Regions from separate parts of the Homo sapiens genome. Here region 2 is linked to region 1. Evidence: chromatin loops called from intact Hi-C (ENCODE). Cell type or tissue: OCI-LY7. All regions are shown on one strand. Links, peaks and the distances in the headings refer to the core of each region. The heading gives the core; the rest is flanking DNA.

The links. Peaks named below come from ENCODE experiments on the same cell type or tissue, not always from the same donor. Only the 100,000 strongest peaks of a DNase experiment are listed, where the experiment ranks them.
Region 2: it touches region 1 in a loop (6-fold over the local background); 2 of 110 quality-filtered maps call a loop at or near these places.

What each region holds. Positions count from the first base shown.
Region 1 is chr4:89,226,010-89,228,938 of GRCh38, forward strand. No RefSeq gene overlaps it. Among named protein-coding and RNA genes, the nearest start is that of GPRIN3, 80 kb to the right of the region's middle. In OCI-LY7, for the core only: a CTCF peak has its summit at 1,151 (motif pointing right); a DNase peak (open chromatin) is centred at 1,132.
Region 2 is chr4:89,352,190-89,355,118 of GRCh38, forward strand. No RefSeq gene overlaps it. Among named protein-coding and RNA genes, the nearest start is that of GPRIN3, 46 kb to the left of the region's middle. In OCI-LY7, for the core only: a CTCF peak has its summit at 1,553; a DNase peak (open chromatin) is centred at 1,532.

The sequences.
Region 1 (2,929 bases), core at 129-2,628:
TATAATTAAGGAGGTAGCTGATAATTGTACAGATAAGCGTGATAAATCAGATAAATTTTGGCTTAAATCATGATGTATGGTCATTCAAATCCACAGACGGGTAAGAGCTCAAGGTTTTTGAATTATGTAAATAATTTATTTTTTCAAATATGTTAATCTAGGACAAAAGTAATTACAATTATGCAATTATAATTAAGTTCTTTAGAAATATGTTATTTTAGTTAGCATACACATTACGATTCACGCATGGGTCTCTTGTAGGGCATAGACCTTTCTATTCCATTCTAGAATAGCTGTGTGTTAAAGAAGATAACTCAGAGGCATGAGTGGATTGTACAGCAGTCAGCTATGCTTGTAGCCTATTTTGCCCATCTCATCTCTAAAGATAAAATACTTCAGTTTTTTTGGGTGGAATTGGTGAAGAGACAGATGTCTCAGGCTTGTGGCAGAATGTCACCTTGGCAATTAATGGGGAAAGCAAAGACCCACGGCTTACTTACTACTAATTAAGAAGTCACAGTACAGACCTAAGGAGAAGAAAGATCTAGCATGGTGGCAGGCTGGAGCAGACAGGGTGGAGGTTGTAGCAACTAGCTGATGGGGCATTTATGGGCTTAGTTGTGTGAACAAATGTGAACTTGAAAGAGTCAGTCCTTCAGAATGGATCCCAAGTGGCTATTTAAAATAGACCAAGGAGCTATGTGCTGACTAAAGTTCACACACATACTCTGAGATGCACAAAAAGCCACACTTTTTTAACTTTGGGACTTTCAGAGCTCACCTGAACCAACCAGTCACAGCTTGGCTCTATCAATCAATCAGAACTCAGCTGTGTCAGCCAATCAGCAATAAGGAAGTTTGAATCCTTTGTTTACATAAAAGGACCTGCTCGGGAAGCTGGGCTGAAGCTTTTGCTATAAAACCCACACTCTTTCTTTGTTCTCTGGAACCACCTTTGTTTTACACCTAAGGCTGTGTCTCACCAGTTAGCAAACTGTTCACTGGAATAAAGTCTCTTTCCTTCAAATTCCTTTTCAGAGAACTTTTGTTCACAGTTGGCAGGAGGGAGAGTGGAGGGGAACTACCTCTAGGGCCTACCAAGAGTTTCAGAGACAGGTCATCCAGACCTTTCCAGCAGAGGGCAGTCACAGCTTGGTTTTTCTCATGCAACCCGTGGCTTCATTCCTTGGGTTTCACTGCCCTGGCAAGGCTAACTCCAGGTTCCAACGCTTAGGGTAGGGCAGTTCACTCTCTTTTTCTTTAATCCATGGATACGGAAAAGGCTTTTACTGAGGTCTCAAATTCCAGAGAAGACCTTGGCGATATTGTAACTACATTTTTTTTTCATACAGGGTACAGAAATGAAGATGTATCTACGTAGATTTTCTTTTTGCTTCCCTGCTCTCAAGTTTGATCAACGATCATGTTGGAACGTGTCTGTTCAGAATTTAATATGATTTAGACAAAGGCTTGAAGTTATGGTTGCTTAATTGAAAGTTTCTTGCAAAAGAGAAAAAATACAGACGTTTGAAGGTGGAAAACTAAGAGATTTAAGAAATATATGAGGAAACTCCTTTTCCCCTCCACCAGCTTGAGGAACTTCAAACACCTAGAAGGCATTTATTATTCAAATAATTATTTTGTTAGTGATTACTGATAATTTATTAAAGTCCATAGTCCAGAAATCTGTTAATTAACTTTATATTTAAAAATTAAAATGGAATGTTATGCCATTCTTACCAACAGCCAGGTTTTAGATAACGATGTGGTATAAATGATTTCAATTAATTACTGTTTCCTTCTCTTATTTAAATTTAGGATTCAATATTTATTTTTGCCAAATTATTAAAAAAATTTTTCCGTTTCATTAGGGAAGTTAGTTTAAGAGACTTAACCTCGCAATAAACTTCCAATTAGACAGTTTATTACAAAGTCTTACGTAGTGCATTCTTAATTTAAATATTATTCATTTCTAGCTGAACTTTCACGAATGATGTAAAGTTATTAATTACTGATACTACAGCTGAGTAAAGTAAGTCTTTGGTTCCAACTGAACCAGGAGAGAAAGGTCATTATATGTCTAAGAACTGGGCCCGCCTTACCTTTGGAGGAAGGGTACGACAGAGCACAGATTTTATGTTCTAAAGATGGCGGCACCAATATGGTTATCAAACTCACATGATTTCCTTACAAGGCGATTGACACACTTCTCAGTGGGGTTTGTTTTCTCCCCTTGAATCTAGGCAGGGCTTGTAACTGCCTTGACTAATGGAGTATCTCAGAAAGGATGCTATACAATTTCTAGTGCTAGTTCATAAATGGGATGTAGTTTCTGCCTGTCTCTACTGGAGGGACGTATAGGAATGGTGTGCCAGGTGCAGGCGACATCAAGGAGTGGTGTTGATGGCTACAAACGCTAACACTTTAAAGGTGTCAGCTTATATTATAGGCAGCGTGTGGGCTTAGAAGATTTTAATATTACTCCTATTCATGTTAGGGGGATAGAAACCCTCTGAAATCTATAGGTTGAATAGTCAAATTGTGAAAAGAGGATTTCTCTCTGGCTCTTTTAAATTAAACTGGGATAATTTTGGTTTTGAAGACTCTTCAATATCCCAAGAGTATAGTAGAGACTAAAAAAGAAAACCCAGGCCACCATAACCTTGCCTGTTTCCATGACTAAGACATGCACTAAACACAGATAAGCATTATGAACAGAACTGTACAACTTTTGACCATGTAGGACAAGGTTGGAAAAATAAATGTGTTGTCTCTCAAGAACTTGAAAGGATGCATTAGATAGATTTAGACCAATGGCATAATTTCTTATTCATTCCTGTTGCTTCTTTAATGTTCATCAATAACCAGGCAAGACGTGGACAGTGAGGAGCCCTGTTGTCTGAACAGGGCTGCTAATGAATTGGTATCT
Region 2 (2,929 bases), core at 100-2,599, 130 kb after region 1:
TTTTTTATTACAAAGTCATTCAAAATCATACATTATAAAAAACATTCACGTAGTACAGAAGCACATGCAGTAAAATGTTGAAGTCCTTTTATTATTTTCCCCTTCACCCCCCTAATCACCCTTCTGATAGTACTGTTTCTTAAAATAACTTTTAAGTATATATGTGTGTGTGCATATGTGTGTGTGAATTATATTGTAATGTGTATGTCATCATGATTATATTTTATAATTATGTTACGTATAACATAATTTAATCTTTTTAAAGTTAATAGAATTATCCTAAATAAATTGTTATTTGATATGCTTTTTTAGTTAACTTTCTTTTTTCTTGGTGACCTTTCCATGGCAGTACAAGTGAACATAGCTCATTATTTTTGGATATAATACATCGTTTTAAAATATAAAGTGATATGCAGTCATGTGTCACTTAACACAGGGATATGTTCTGAGAACATACACTAACAATTCATTGTTAGGACATTTTGTCATTGTGTGAACATCACAGAGTGTATTTACACAAGCCTAGATTGTGTAGCCTAGGCTAAATGCTATATAAACCTGTATGGCATGCTGCTGTGTTGAATACTGCAGGCAATTGTAACACAATGGTAAATATTTATGTACTTAAACATATTTAAAGACAGAAAAGGTACCATAAATATGTAGTATAAAAAATTAAAAATAACACATCTGTGTATGGCACTTACCATGAATGGAGCCTGCAGGATTGGAAGTTGTTCTGGGTGAGTCAGTGAGTGAGTGGTGAGTGGATGTGAAGGACTTGGACATTCCTGTACACTGTGTAGACTATATAAACACTGTACACCTAGGCTACACTAAATTTATAAAACTTATTTTTTTCTTTAATAGTAAATTAACCTTACCTTACTATAACTTTTTACTTTATAAACTTTTAAATTATTTTTTAACTTTTTGACTCCCTTACAATAACACTTAGCTTAAAACATGAACGTATTGGCCAGGTGCGGTGGCTCAAGCCTGTAATCCCAGCACTTTGGGAGGCCGAGGCGGGCAGATCACGAGGTCAGGAGATCGAGACCATTCTGGCTAACACGGTGAAACCCCGTCTCTACTAAAAGTACAAAAAAATTAGCCGGGCATGGTTGCTGGTGCCTGTAGTCCCAGCTGCTGGGGAGGCTGAGGCAAAAGAATGGCGTGAACCCGGGAAGCGGAGGTTGCAGTGAGCCGAGATCGCGCCACTGCACTCCAGCCTGGGCGACAGAGCGAGACTCCATCTCGAAAAAAAAAAAAAAAAAAAAAAGAACTAATTGTACAACTGACCAAAATACTTTTTTCTTCACAATCTTATTCTATAAGCTTTTTAAATTTTTTAACCTTAATTTTTTTTTCTCTAAAAACTAAAACATAAACACACACTAATGTGTGCAGGTCTACGCCTACACAGGGTCAGGATCATCAATGTCACTGTCATCTACCACCACATGTTGTCCCACCAGAAGGTCTTCAGGGATGGTAACACCCATGGAGCTGTCATCTCCTGTGATAACAGTGCCTTCCTCTGGGTACCTCCTGAAAGGTCAGCCTAAGGCTCCGCTACAGTTAACTGTAAGTAAGTAGGAGTAAAATACACGCTAAAATAGCAATAAAAAGAGTAGTATAGTAAATACATAAACCAGTGACACAGTCAGATATTATTATCAAGCACTATATAGTGTACATAACTATACTGCTATAGTTTTATATGATTGACAGTGTAGTAGGTTTATTTACACCAGCATTATCACAAACACATGACTAATGCCTTGTGCTACAATGTTTCGATGGCTACAATGTCACTAGGTGTTAGGAATTTTTCAGCTCCATTATAATCTAATGAGAGCACCATTGCAGATGTGGTTCCTCATTGACCAAAAGGTCATTGTAACTATATAGAGAGAATATATACAACTGTGTATAACTGCACTATATTCCACAATGTGGGTACTCTACACTTTAGCCATTTTCCATTTATGAGTAGTCTGCATACTTCCAATTTTTCATTATTTCAAACAACGCTATACATACGGTTTTGAGTTTATGTAGGAAAACTGTTTTAGAACTACATAAGATTTGCACGTTTATGGTTTTGAAAGATCCTGCCAAATTACCCTACAGTTTTGGAGTCTCAACCATGATATACAAAAGCGTTTCCCTGCACTCTGGCCAGCAGTGCATGGAGGGACAGTTCAAAATCTTCCACTCTAATATTGTTTTATTATTTGTTATTTATTTTTATTATTTTTTATTTTGAAGTATTTCCTTCTTTTTTGTCTCTTGGTATTTTTAAAAAGTAAATTGCTTCTTCATATGTTTTGCTTTCTCATTGTGTCATCTTTTTCTCTGAGTTGAAGCTCCTTAGGTATTTTAAATATTAATCCTTTTAAAAATATATGTTGCAAGTATTTTCCCATGATTTATTTGCATTTTGTAATTGTGTTTATGTTGCTTGATTTTATGATTTTGGGGAATTATATCTTATTTAAGATGGCCTCCGCAACCAGTATTCTAAATTAGCTCCTATATTTTCTTCTAGTATTTGAAGCAAAGGAGAGAGGTCCTTGGTGAGAAGTTCAGTTTAAATTGTGGCTCTGCCATTTATCAGCTGTGTGTCTCTAGGAAAGGCACTTAGACTCTTCAGATTATAAATAATTTGTAAAATATCTTGCATTAACCCTTATTTGGAATTAACTACAAATTTTACTGATGTATTCGCTCACTGTTTATTTTAAAATCATATTGTACTTAGTATTTGTTAATTGTGAAATATTTGGCTATTATGAAACATTCTAAACATACAGAAAAATGTTGAGAAAAATAAAAGACAGACTTGAGTAATTATGTAACAGGTTTATCATATCTTGAGATTTTTGCCATATCAATTTCTTACACATGTGAAAAAAAAATTAGA